Linked DNA regions of Homo sapiens: region 2 is linked to region 1. A link is a contact called in ENCODE Hi-C or POLR2A ChIA-PET data. All regions are on one chromosome and are shown on one strand. Each heading gives the region's core, a stretch centred on a gene start or an enhancer-like site at or near the end of the contact. The rest is flanking DNA. Distances are from core to core; before and after follow the strand shown. Region 1 overlaps SLX4IP (SLX4 interacting protein). Region 2 has its middle 13 kb from the start of LINC01752.

Region 1 (7,136 bases), core at 1,878-4,377:
ACCGATGACACATCCCCATCCCACGCCCTGTTTCAGGGATAAGGTATCTTTTCCTGTTTCAATAGCAACACGGATGAGCCCAAAGGAAATTAAGTGAAGTAAGTCCGGCACACATACACGATGGAATACTACTCAGCCATAAAAAGGAATGAATTAATGGCATTCTCAGCAACCTGGATGGGACTTGAGACTATTATTCTAAGTGAAGTAACTCAGGAATGGAAAGCCAAACTTGTAAGTGGGAGCTAAACTATGACGATGCAAAGGCATTAAGAATGGCACAATAGACTTTGGGGACTCAGAGAGAAAGGTGGGGAAGGGAGTGAGGGATAAAAGACTACAAATCAGGTTTAGTGTATACTGCTTGGGTGATGGGTGCACCAAAATCTCACAAATCACCACTTAAGAACTTACTACTATAACCAAAAAAAAAAAAAGAAAAAAGAAAAATAGATATATAGACATATTAAAATTTGATGATGTAATCAGAAAATAAGAAAATAAAATATCACATGTTCTCACTCATATGTAGAAGCTATTTATTAAAAAAATTGAGCTCATACAATCAGAGTTGTGAGTATTAGAAGACTAGGAAGGATGGGGAAGGGAAGGATAGGAAGAGGTTAGCTAATGGATATAAGACTACCACTAGAGTAAGTTCTAGTGTTCTATAGCACTATAGGGTAAATATGGTTAACATTAATTTATTGTATATTTTTTAAAAAAACATAAGTGAGGATTTTAAATGCTCACAACACAAAGAAATGATAAATGCTCAGGTGATAGATATGCTAATTACTCTAATTTGAAAATTACACATTGTATACACGTATCAAAATATCACTCTGTATCCTATGAATGTGTACAATTATTAAGTCTACTAAAAATAAAAAAACCTTAAAAATAAAAAACAATCCTTTAAACAATTTACAGTTTCCTTAGGAATGTTTTATTTGCTATTTTTATACATTTTGCCTACCATTAAAAGTCCTGAGGGCTCTTCAGTTAATTTTCTTTACCCAAACAAAGTATCTTCATTAGGACATATTTTTAAAATGTATCACTATACTAACATGACAGTCAGAGTCAAACATAATTGCCATCTCTACGGAGCAGAAATTCTATTTATTTTTTGTCCAAAATCAAAGTGCTCTGTGCCTACCTTTTAAGGACAAGGGATTGGATCTTGTGAATTCTGCATTTGATGGCCTGTGCTGTTTGCGAACTTCCAAGTACTCCTGAACTCTTGAATCAATGGTTTCTTTTAACAGTAAACAGACTTCCTAAAGCAAATAAAAAATTAGATATAACCTTCAAATTTAATGCAAAAAAATTAACATATATATTAAAAAGTTAACAATGAACATTTCATTTCATTTTGCTTTTTAATTTAGCTGTGAATGTTGAAAGGAATGTCATATGTGCTCATGAATAACACCGCAAATTTAAATTTGCTACTGAAGTTTGCTCGAAACCATGATGTTGGCTCACTGTGTGATCTGGGAAAGTCATTTCATTTCTTTCTGCCTCAGTTTCATATTTCTAAAAGAAAGATAAAAATATTTCAGTGTAAACATCAGGGCAAGGAGGTAATAAGTATGGTAAAGAATGCTTTCATATAAGTATCAATCAGTTGTACTGTGACAAATAGAAGAAATAAGTCAAGAAGAGCCAACACTGGCTGGCATCAAGGGCCCCAGGGAAACACCCAGTGTGGCCAGGGGACTGTAGACAGGGATGGGGCCAGGAGTAAGGGCATATTCATCCACTGCTGGTGCAACGGCATGGGGAACCCACACCACAGCCCAGTCAACAGCAAGCAGCCCCCCATGGTTTTAGGGGACTGTTTCATGTTTATAGGCACAGTGTTGCTAGATCTTTGTTCAAAAGGAGTCAGAAACAGTAATTTTTATATAAACTATCCCATTTTTCAAACTTGGTCTAAAAATTTTTAAAAATCTAAACACCATCATTCATTAGTTTCTGGTCTTGGGTTTACAAATCTACTCAAGAAGGAAACTGTTGAGCAGTGAGTTAAGCAGAGAACTGGAAATCACTAATCCTATTTTCTTCTACGCTCTTGTTGATGATACTGTATATGCCTTTGTTTTTGTAAAAACGTACTACACTCATGTACTAACAGTGAAAATAATATAATTTCTCTAAAGTAGATTAACATTTATTAGGCGACAGAAACACATGGTTTTAATTCAATTTCAGTATTCCTTATCACTAGTAAGTTTCAGGATAGGTCAATTGTTTTATTGTTTTGGTGTTATTTATAATAAAGGTAAACAAAAATTTAAGCCCAACACAATGGGAAGATACTCTTTGCAGTTGTTTCCTGCACTAACAGGAAATTGTGACCTAATGTAGAAAAAGAGAGTAAAATCATACACAAATCTAAATTTCTTAATTTAGATTAAGAACTGATGTATAAGAACTGATGATTCCTGTTTAATTCCCAAAGACTGCAGAAAACTCAGAGTTGCCCAGGTCACCTCAAACCTGTTTTGCTGGTTTCTTGCAATGTCATCTCAGGTTGATCTCTTAGAATCTTCACAAATTAAAACAACAAAATTTTTAGCTGTTCTAAAGAGCAATGATAGCAAAACTTTTCCTTTATTAAAAACACTTGTACTCCTCAAACAATATAGAAAACCCTTGATTTAACTCATGAGTGTGAGTTTCTAGATAAAGTACAAACACTGGTTTCCTCTCTCCTGCTTTTCATGTTGCAGCCTAAAGATGCAGTGCCTCATGGAATACAGAGATATCCCTTTACAGTTGAGTGTTTCGGCATTGTTCACACAACAAAAAGGCAGCCTTGCCGCCTCATAGGTTTTTTTTTTTTTAAAAAACAATTAAAGAATTTTGCTTCACATGCAGAGTTCAACTATGACTGGGCTAGAAAATATGTGAAAGACATACATGGAAACAAGGATTGCTAAAATTTGGCTATAAATGCCCTATAAGGCTAAAACTAAAAATAGCATGACAAAAATAAAGCAAAGGCTCATACACACAAACTTTCTCCCTCTAGCTGTGGGGCTTTCCTTCTGTGAGTCAGTTTGACGAATGCAAGGTAGACCAAGTGCAGTGTGATAGACACCAGTAACCGACCACACCACACGTCATGAAGCTTTCTCTTCAGAACCACAACAATGCAAGAAAAGAAAACTTCTCAGCTACCTTTGAGGGGCAGATAAGAAGAACAAGTTAAAATCAGTGCTCAAGACAGAGATGCAGAGGGCATCTCTAGGCTAACGGGCTGTGCTCGCTTCCTCGAGTTGACACATGGAACAGTTTGACTTCAACTGTTTGGGTACAAAGACTACTCGTGCTGCACTCAAAATAAACATATGTTAATACATGTAATTAGTTCTTTTTTCTAAAAAGGAACTGGATATTCTTAGGCTTTCACTGTATAAAATGACTGTTAAAATGGAATCAAATTGGTTGCTCATAAAATCCCAATCATGAGAGGATCTAAGGATAAAGAAGATGAAAGCCTGGGGACACTGAACCTAAGCTAAAGTCATAGCCTTTCTTCAACTAGCTTTTCTCCTTTCTTACGCACACACAAATGATCCCAGAGGAATTTTAACATCAGCGAATTGTTTTTTTTTTTTTTTTTTTTTGAGACAGGGTCTCACTCTGCCACCCATGGTGGAGTTCAGTGGCATGATCACAACTCTCACTGCAGCCTTAACCTCCTGGGCTCAAGTGATCCCCCCACCTCAGCCTCCAGAGTAGCTGGGATTCCAGACACAAGCCACCACATCTGGCTAATTTTTATACTTTTTATAGAGATGGGGGTTCACCATGTTGCCCAGGCTGGTCTTGAACTCCTAGACTCAGGCAATCCGCCTGCCTTGGGCTCCCAAAGTGCTGGGATTACAGGTGTGTGTCACTGCACCTGGCCAATATACATTTTAAAAGGGCAAATTAAAGAAGCAGCAGCAAACCGACCATTTGGTTTTGAGAGGCAAGCTCAGCCTGCTACAGCGACCTGCCCCTTGCAGCTGCCAGTGCAGCACTGCTCTGCAGGTCCTGTCATGCACTGCACAGCTTTGCTAAGTCATGCCCTGCTGCCCTCAAGTAGGTACTATGAGCATCCACGCAGCTGCATGTGGCTCCTAAAAAAACAAAAACCTAGCCTCACGCTTTGGCTATGAGGTGATTCACACACCCAGGGCTTTATTCTAAAGCATTCCAAATTAACTGAATCTTGGGCAAAACGGACTCAATATTAACAAGAAAGGTCTAAGGCCGATAAAGGTCTAAGGTGGCAAAGCCGAAAGGGAATGGAGAACAGGCCTGGAATGGTGGATTCCATAACATTGTTAATTTAAGTCAAGTCAGAAGATTTTGGGGTGAGGTCCCCTTGGGTGACTATTGGTCACTTTGGGGAAACGAGTGAACAGTTTTGAATCACAGCAACATGCGTTAGTAAGCTAGGAGTGGAATTATATGAAGGTAAGTGGCAGTAGGAGATGTTGATTGACTTGCTAAATATTTAAAAGTCCTGAAGAGAAGAGTCCACAGTTATTTACCTGAATGATAAATCCCACCATACAGAACCTTGTGCCTTCCTTTTCTCAGCTTTAGGTCACCAGGTATTCTTTGCAAAATAATGACAGCAAAGTCTTGATAATATTATCCTTTGAATGAAAATGTATTATCCTATAAAATCTTTTTTGGGGGGTGGGGATCTTTTTTCTAGTGAGCTCCAAAAGCTAATTAAAAGCAATTATCACAGAAAAGGGTGGCTTTTTGTTTTTTCACCACTGTCAATAGTTTCTTCGCCATATACTATATTTTAACAAATCTGATTTTTATTTCTCAGTCTAAAAAGCAACTGTGGTAAATGGACATCACGGATAATGATATTTTTAAAGGTGTGTAAAAGCCACAAGCTGGTTACTCCTGCTCTCTGGTGAGCAGGGATCAGAGAAGGAGGCAAAGCAATGGTGAGAGCTCAGTGCAGCTTGTAAGCCTCCACCACAAGCAGCACTTGGGTGGGATTGTTGAAACTTAGAACCAGGAGTGAATTTGGCATCTAGGCAAACCTCTTCACTTTCAGATGAGGAGGCTGAGGCTCAGTGAAGTCCAGCATCATGCTCTGCTAAGCCCCCGGCTACTGGCTTTCCTGACTGACCATTGTGAGAAGGAACACCGTCAAGTATTTCCTGACTTGTCAAAGGCTCATGATAATACAAGGATGATAGAAAATAAAAGCTGAGGCTTTAAGATGGGTGTGAAGGTTCAGCCTTGTGTTAACTGCCACACCTGCTTCAGGTGCTCAGGCCATCCTTCACAACCAGTCAGGTTAAAATCCCTGATTACTGAAATAGTCACTTTAACTTCTTCTTCTTCTTCTCCTCTTTTTGAATATATAGAAATCCTTCCCCCAAAACAAAGAGGTATAAAATGTCTGGTTTAAATAATACAGTATCATATGAAGTTTATGAATGTGTCAGTTTCTGAAGGAAAAAAAAAGTGGGTGCATATGTGTCTGTCATTGGGAATACAATTGTTTTTCAAGGATTAAATACGCAACATTTTTTTCCCACTAACAGAAATGAAAGCTGGAAAGAGCTGATATTTCTTATAGCAGCAGCAGCTACTTGCAATTAAATAGTAGAAAGTTTTGTTGTACCTCTTTCTTCTGTTCAGAAAACCAGCTTGTATCTTTGTTTGAACCTTGTGGCAAGATATGAAGATCCACGAGGACAGCAAAATTCCCACACTGAAAGACATTAATGGCAGAGTCAGTGTCTGTGCGGCTCATGCCCAGCAAACAATGAGAGAAAATCTCACAAATTCCTATGTGGTTGCTCATGATGAAATGGCAACAAAGTTCACTACTAGACAGAACTTTTAATAAAGAACATGGTTACAGGTCATAATCTACTACTTTCCCTAAGTTTAACATTTACAGTGGAAATGCTAAGGAGAGATGCAATGTTAATCAAGACAGGAAAGACAAAATATCTGTCTCTGGGCTGCACCTTGAAAGGGGATGTCCAAGCATCCCGGCAGCAGTTGGAAGACGTGAAGCATCGAGAGAAGTTAAATAGGTCAGTACTAGGTAGGCTCCACAAAAGAATGATTCCATGCACAGCCAGGGGAATTCTTTCTTCTAAGCAGCAAATAACAGATATAAGATACTGCATTTTTAGACGGACAAAAGGATTGGCTAGGACGGTACACTTTGGAATTGAAATAGGAACATGGAAGAATGAGAAATAAGCAAGAAGATAAAGATACATACTGAATGCTAGTTAACAAAACAAAACAAAATTCATTAAAGTATGCTACAAAACTGTACAAAGCCTGACTCTGTTCTTATTCTATAGGCTAGCGCTGTCCAGCACTTTAGAAAATAATGGAAATATTCTATATATATGCTGTTCAATAAGATAGCCATATGTGGCCGTATGTGGCCATATGTGGCTGCTGAGCACTTAAAATGTGGCTATTGTAACTGATAAGCTACATTTTTAATAAAATTTAAATTAAATTTAAGTAGCTACATGTAGCTAGTGGTTCCATACTGGATAGCACAGTTACAGACCCTGTGAAAAGTTGTTGCCTTATAAATCCTCACATATGAGTGAAGTAATTTCTGAGAATCACAAGATAACTGTGAACAAACTAATTTGGTAAGGAATGGGACACCAAGGTTGGGGATGGTCTGAGAGACCCAGAGATTCGGTTTATGAGACTCAGAGGTTCAGTTTTTTCACTTCCTTGGCTGGACAGTTTTGTTTTTTTTTTTTTAAATTCTGTCCTATATATCAACAGTGAAAGGAAAGTAGTTTCAACAAATGGTTAGACCATCAGATGTAAATATAAAGTGAAACTTGACACCTACCTCACGCTATATACAAAATTTAATTTGAGATGGATCACACACCTAGACAAAAAAGCCAAAACTATCTTCCTGATCTTTGGAATAGGAAAAGATTTCTTAGGATCCAGAAAGCACCAAATATTGAGAAAAATAGTTGTAAAATTGTTAAATTTTCAAAATTAAAAATTTCTGTTAACGAAAAAAGCACCACTAATAAAATAAATAGGTATGTTACAGACTGGGAGAAATGTATTTATGTATTCAAAAATACATGTAT
Region 2 (7,136 bases), core at 2,566-5,065, 180 kb before region 1:
TAATTATAAAAAACCAAGCTGAATCTCAAGAAAATTAAAATTGTGGATTTCATGTTAAATATTGAATCTTCTCTTTAACAAACTTTTTCATACAATCCTAACAGTTGTTTCAAGCAAGATCATTGATTAAAATTAGCAGGTGAAAGTAAGAGGGGAAACAAGATTTTTATATAGTCTCAAAGCATATCCCCACAGAATACTTACTGATTACAACAGGAGATGTGTAATTTTATAGTGGAGAAACTAGCGGACACTCCGTTAACCAAGTGATCAAAGTTAATATCACCAGTGATAAGATATCAACACCACATGCCTCCTAATAGGCTGCACTGAGAAGGACACAATATCTCTTCCATGGTATTCCTACTAAAAGTGCATAACCTGAGAAGAATCATGAAAAACATCAGACAGACCTAAAATGAGGAAACTTTCACAAAATCACTGGCAAAATGTTTAACGTTCAATGTCACAAAACACAAAGAAAGACTGAGGAATGTCTCAGATTAAAGGAGAATAAGTAGAGGTGACAACTAAATGCAACATACAATCCTACATTGGATTCTGGATCAAGAAAAGGATATTAGTGAAATAATGTAAAATCTAAGTAAAGACTATAGCTTAGACAATAGGATCGTATCAACGTTAATTTTATCATTTTGATCACTGTACTGTAATTGTAAGAAATATTACTATTTGAAGAGTCTGGATGAGGGCATACTGAAATTATACAATATTTGTGACTTTTTTATAAGTCTGATATTATTTCAAAACTAAAACATAAACATTAAAGCCAAAATAGATGAATAAATGTGCCCCTATCTATGTCCCATCTGATAAATTGCTGAAAAAGAAAAAAGAGAATGGTCGAGAAATCTAAAGTTTGAGAATTACTGAATTAGATGACATATAAGATCCCTTTCCATTCTACAGTTTTACAATTCCACAAATTATGAAATTTAGAAAACCACAATGTGTCAGGATCAATTGCTTTGAGAAAATGTGCCATCAATTTAACCATTAAGAGATAATTTATTTGAATTTCTTTCATCTTTATGTCCACACCAAGGAAGTAGAATCAGCTAATGCTTTCATGAGAGACATCAACTACTTGAAATGAATGTGCTTCTTGTCTTTTCCACTAGTAAGTACATGTACACATGTATATAATCAATGCATGCCATTCTAGATAATACATGAAGTTGATAATTTAAATTATCCATACTCATCGTAACCTAGCTTGGTCTGACACCCAGCTTCCTAAGGCTCACAGTTGGGGTGTTCACAGATTAAAAATTTCATTTCAAATTGCCTTAAATATGCAGGAGATAAACTTGCTGCTATAGGTGTAGAAAATAACATGAAATATATTCTGTGGAACTGTTTAAATATAACCCACATAATTGGGCCTCCATGTTAATTTTTTAAAATAACAACATTCACTTAACTTGGCAATGTCCACACTTTAAAATGAAGGTAGAAAAGTATATTTGAATTTGAAAACAAATTCTCTAGCTAAGACTAGCCTCGGGAATTACTTATCATCCCTGATTCCTACACGTTGAAACATTGTTTTAAGAAAGTATTCCATGTTGTTTTTACCAAGGGTACTTTCTTCTCCTGCAGAAGAATGGTGAGAACAGACTTAGAGACAGCACCTTGGGGTTCCAGCTTTTTCTCTGCCACTTGCCAGCGCTGCCTCGATTTCCTCAGCTGTAAATAGAGAAGACTGGGCGAGAAGGGGATCTTATACCATGTATTATGGACCTCTTGGCAGTGTGATAAAGACTATGTCCTGTTCTCAGAATAATGCTTTTTGCTCATAAGTAGATAAAATATATAAAGTTACTCAAAAACCTAATGACAGAAAACACAGTACTCAAAATAGTTTTAAATGTGTGATATAGTAATATATGTATTTTCTTTAGTAGCACACTAAAGAAGAAGATCTAGCAGTGGGTTCAGTAACTACCATAATTTCACAGAAGTGATGGGCAGAGATGATGTCTTGAGATATCTACACTATAATATGATATAAAGACATCTTTGATTTCCACTGTGTCAATATCATGGGTATAGCTGATGTTCTTATGATTTTTTGTCCTCATTTGAAATAGAAAGAAAGAGTATATTTCAATTAGACGTTAGGGAACACAAAAATGTAATTATTTTCCCATCCAAGTTCACAGAATCCCCCTGGATTCTCTCCAAGGATCCTTTGAGTACAAACCTCTGGACCAGATGACCTCACGGTTCTCTCTTCCCCCCTCGAGCCAGTCGTTTCTCTAATCTTCTCTGGCCTTCCACCTTGAGGACCCGAGTCCATCATGTGTATGTGTGTGTGCCTCCCTCTGGGGACTCAAGTTTAACAAGATATCAAAATATTTCATTTGCGAGTCTTGGCTGCTGTACAGCACTTAGCAAAGCAGAGCCAGTTTTCCTAGTTGAGATTGGTCAACACCAGGTTCATTTGTCTAGTATTTCACAAAATATTTTCCCACATTTGTCCCACTGCAGTTTGAAGGCTGTAACTGACAATATAAATGTGCCCTAAGGTGGAAAGTCCGACCCCATTTCCCTGAGTGATCTCCAGGGTTGGCCATTACCATGCAGATGCCCGGAGTCAAGGGATCTCCATAGATCTGCTAATTATTCCCCAGACTTTTCCACCAGCAATAAAAATCCCATTTGTTGCAGCTTGTTTGTAGAACAGCCCCCATTTCCACAGTGGTGGTATTAATTAGCAAAAACCTGTGAAAATGACCAGAGTTTATGTGCTTTAAGGAGAGGGAAAGAAAGGAACCTGGATCACTTCTAAATATTCTTATAAATTCCCCTATTGCAACCAGGAGCTAAAAGCTCACTTGTCTTAGATACTGTGACTTTTAATGCTTGTAGTTCTAAGTGGGAATTAGTGAAGCCAATTAGTGAGTTCCCATTAGAATAGTGACTTGGTGAATCCTGAATGCAAATAGATACATTTCTCAGATAATCAATCACCATTCCCTGATGATCTAGTGGCGCCTGAAACTGAGCCTGGAGAGATCCTGGAAGCACCATTCTTAGAGGAAAGACCCCTGCTAGTGGGGAGCTGTAGAAACAAACCATCCCTCCAGGGTTCCAGAAGATATTCCAGATGATGACACTGGGCACTGGGGACTGGAGAGTGATGAAGGGTGTCCCTGTACTCCAGCCCAGGAGGACACACAAGCTTTAACCTCAGAGACATCTGATATACACACACAGGGACAGAGGCTGAAGGAGAAGAACGAATGAAGCTGTAGACGTTTTCGTCAATGATCTTACCAAGTTTTCCTGTTGGAGCAGCTTTGTTTCTTATATATGTTTGTGCTAATTTTTAAGTGGCCCTATTTTCTGTTTGTTACAGGTTAGCCACAGGAGAAAATGGTCTGTCCTACGCTTAAAAACCCAGTACTTAATCACTTGCTAAGCAAGTGTGACTCTAGCTTTACTTCTGAAGGGTTAACCAAATGGATAAAGGGTAATAATTCTTCCCTCTCTTCACTTTCAATGAGTGTTTCAGAATGTTTTACTCCCTAATTTCTACCTCGAGCCAACAATCACTGCTGACTTTAGCTAAGAATTCTATTTTTTAATATTTTTATAGCTGCAATGTGAGTTTCCCATGCAGTTTTTATTAACTCTGTTTCATTGCAAGGCCTTGCAAGCAAAAACGGCCCTTATTTTTATTTGGAGAAATCTATTTCGGTGACAATCTAGCCTCGGGGTAGCTATATGTCAATCTCTTTGCTTTTTTTCCTGTTGAAACAAGCATGGGAAAGTTGCAAGACAAACGCCACACAGGGCAGGGCTGAAGGAAGCAGCATACCGATCCTCATCTCTGGCCAGCTCAATTCCAGAAAGTGAAAGGAAAGTGAATGCCGAGGAGGTGCAACTATGTAAGGTAGAAGAAAACTTCTGCATGTCTACCCACTTTTATTCCCAACAGATGAAAAGGCTTAAATTCTCACCACTTATCAACTTTTCCCAGAAATGACATTATTTGGGATTATGCCGGGAGGCTGGAGTGTAATGTTTACAAGAAGCAGCATGTCTTCTTAAAAAAGAAATGGGACTAGGTGCCTGGTGATTCTGGACTGCAACCCCATGGCATCCTAAACTCTACTCACTGTGACCCCTTTGGAGATAAAGCCAAAACTCTACTCACTGTGACCCCTTTGGAGATAAAGCCTAGTCCTTCTGAGGTGTCCCACAGGGATTATCAAAATTCAAACCCCAGCACCCTACACTAAGAAATGGCAGTATGACAGCTGCACCAGTCCTAGGTGTGCACATCATGAGGCCACGTTTTCCAAACACACACAAGCTTGTCATCTGAAGCCTTGGCTGCTTGATTGAAAACAGTATTTGGATTCCCAAACCTTAAAGCTAAATTCTGAAAACAAATGGGAAAATATAACAGAGAGCAGGGGAAGTGTGAATATCTTTGAACAAGTCTGACATCGTCCCAGATTTTTACATTATTTCACTTAATCCCCCCGTCAACACTACCAAGTAGACTTAATACTCACCTTTTATATATGAAGATAAGGTTGGCAAGAGAATTAGCAGCCAAAGAAGCAGGTATAACTTATATTCTCTCTTTCTCTAGCACAATTAGAAAAAGACAAAGTTGGAAGCCACCCTAGAGTCCCTCTGGTTTTACCTCTTGTTTTTCAGTTTATGTGCAATAGAAGAGGGACAATCTAGCCCCCCACCTGTTTTTGTAAATGAAGTTTTATGGAGACACAGCCACACTTGTTCATTTACATATTATCTATACTTTTGCATTGCAAAGGCAGGGTTTAATAGCCACAATTAATATCATATAGCCTACAAAACCTAAAATATTTATTGTCTGTCCCTTTACACAAAATATTTGCCAATTCCTGCTAGAGAGCAATTTGAGAAGAACTGACATCTTAATGATATTGAGTTTTCTAAACCATGCATGTGGCATAGTTTTCCATTTATTAGGTCTTCCATGACTGAAATGTTTTGTATTTTTGTGTACAAGTCTTGCACATTTTGTTAGAAATAAGTTTAAGTATGTTATGCTTTTTGACGCTACTTTAAATGGTATTTTTAATTTTATTTTCAATTGTTTGCTGTTGGATACACAAATACTATTGATTTTGTATATCAACCTTGAGTACTGAAATCTTGCTACACTTACATATTAGTTCTAGAAGCTTTTGTGTCAATTTCTCAGGATTGTTACATAGATAAAAATGCCATTTGTGAGTAAAGAGTTGTATTCTTCTTTTCAATCTCTATGCCTGTTTTTCTTTTTCTTGCCTTATGGCACTGGTATGAACTATAGTACAATGTTAATGGAATTGGCCAGAGTAAATATTTTTGCTTTTTTCATGATCTGAAGGTGATTTAATAGCCACCATTAAGTACGAAGTTAGTTGTTGCTTTCTCCCTGGATTTTGAAGTCCACCCTTTCATTTCTTTGTGTCTAGTGACAATGATTTTTTTCACAGAATGAATGAGAAAATGGAGAGCCTAAATAATCTGAATGTGTATTATTGAGTCCTGCCATATGTTCAAGTTTTCTAGAGTTGACTGGTTTGACAAGGCAAAAAGGAGATGGGGGTGGTGAGAGAAAGTAGTACAAAAGTCCGCCTTTCTGTGCTGCTAATTGTTTGAGAGAAAGTCTTGAGTAAGAGCGTGAAATGGCACAACTGCCTTGGAAAACTGCTTGGTGGTTTCTTATGACATAAAACATACACTTTCCCTCTGACCCAGCAATTCCACTACTGGGTATCTACACAAAAGAAATAAGTGCATCTGCCAACAAAAGTCTTGTACATGAACTTTCATACCAGTTTTATTTGCAATGGCCAAAAATAAGAAATAACTCAAATGTCCATCAGCAAGATTAGATGTTTAAAGTGTGGTATAATCATACAGTGGCATACTATTCAGTAGTTAAAAGGAATAAACTCTTGATACACACAACAATGTGGATGAACTTCAAGAAGATAACACTAAGTGAGGGAAGCCAGACTCAAAGTAGTGAATATTGTTGGACTCCATTTATATGAAATTCTAGATCAGGTAAAACTAATCTCTAGTGATAAAAATCAGAACATTGGTTACCTGGGGTGGATGGAGGGGGAGGAATTGACTAGAATGGGGCAGAAAGGGACATTCTAGGGAGATGAAAATGTTCTAAATCTTGACTATGGTGGTGGATCCATGGGAGTATATATTTGTCAAAACTCAAACTGTATACTTCAGATCTGTGCATTTCACTGAATGTAAATTAATCCTCAAAGAATAAAGTTAGAAAAAGCAAACCTTGCACTTCAGCCTGGGCGACAGAGCAAGACTCCGTCTCAAAAAGAAAGAAAGAAAGAAAAAGCAAACCTGCAGAGCAAATGCAAAACATTAATAAATTAGTCTTCATTTATTTGATGTACTTTATCATTTGTCTGATGTAATTTCAGATACTTTGCCCCTGGTATGCAGAAGATCTGCTGAAGACCAATCGGCAGTACCATGGAATAGCTTTATAAGCAGGAGTCCAGCCCCACAATCTCTACCGACAGTACCGACAGACATCCCCCTACTAATAAACATACACACTATGCAAAAACCATTTGTGTGTCAAGCAAAGAAGCTTCAAAACTGGTTCCATACACCTTTTCCAACTGAACTGCAGGCTTCTGAGCCCTTCTAATCAGAAATTTGGGGGCCACCACTGTGAACCTCAAATCACTTAGTCAGCCAGCCACTCAGACTGAAAGCATCCTTTTCCATCCACTTGCAAACCCTTGTCCACCCTCTTAGCTTCCTGGGTTCACACACATGCCCCACCTACTGCTCTAAATCACTGGAGTAATTAACTAAACAAGTAAATGCAGTCCAGGTATCACGCTTACAACAGTACTGGAGATTTAGCCGAAGACCAGGCAACATTAGATATCACTACACTTACCACTTCTGTCTTCCCTTTTGTTCTCCTTCAGTCCCACTAGATACTGAGAGGTGTCTGCTTTCTCAACTGTTCTAGAATTTCTGAATGGGCTGCAAGAGCCTCCCCAGGAGATAAGAGACCAGAGAGCACAATTTTTATCTAGAGAGGCCTAAATCCTCACCGAGTTCAC

Evidence for each region. A loop is a pair of places that touch in the nucleus more often than their neighbours do. ChIA-PET counts read pairs that join two places held with the same protein, here RNA polymerase II (POLR2A). Pooled maps may share reads with other maps.
Region 2: a map of ascending aorta shows a loop between it and region 1 (2.6-fold over the local background). The contact joins two enhancer-like sites. A Hi-C loop is called at or near these places in 2 of 168 maps with a recorded cell type or tissue (ascending aorta and mammary epithelial cell) and 3 of 50 pooled maps. POLR2A ChIA-PET finds 5 or more read pairs at or near these places in 2 of 52 experiments (OCI-LY7 and activated T-cell).

What each region holds. Positions count from the first base shown.
Region 1 is chr20:10,554,847-10,561,982 of GRCh38, reverse strand. It overlaps SLX4IP (SLX4 interacting protein), which reads right to left. Exons shown (of 8, transcript NM_001009608.3): 3 at 5,663-5,752; 4 at 1,163-1,283. Among named protein-coding and RNA genes, the nearest start is that of MIR6870, 91 kb to the left of the region's middle. RefSeq lists an enhancer at 2,861-3,240. Within about 2 kb of position 3,127, at least 8 of the 41 ENCODE cell types and tissues checked have a DNase peak (open chromatin) inside an H3K27ac peak, as active enhancers do; they include ascending aorta, where a contact is called at or near this core.
Region 2 is chr20:10,736,479-10,743,614 of GRCh38, reverse strand. No RefSeq gene overlaps it. Among named protein-coding and RNA genes, the nearest start is that of LINC01752, 13 kb to the left of the region's middle. Within about 2 kb of position 3,815, at least 3 of the 41 ENCODE cell types and tissues checked have a DNase peak (open chromatin) inside an H3K27ac peak, as active enhancers do; they include ascending aorta, where a contact is called at or near this core.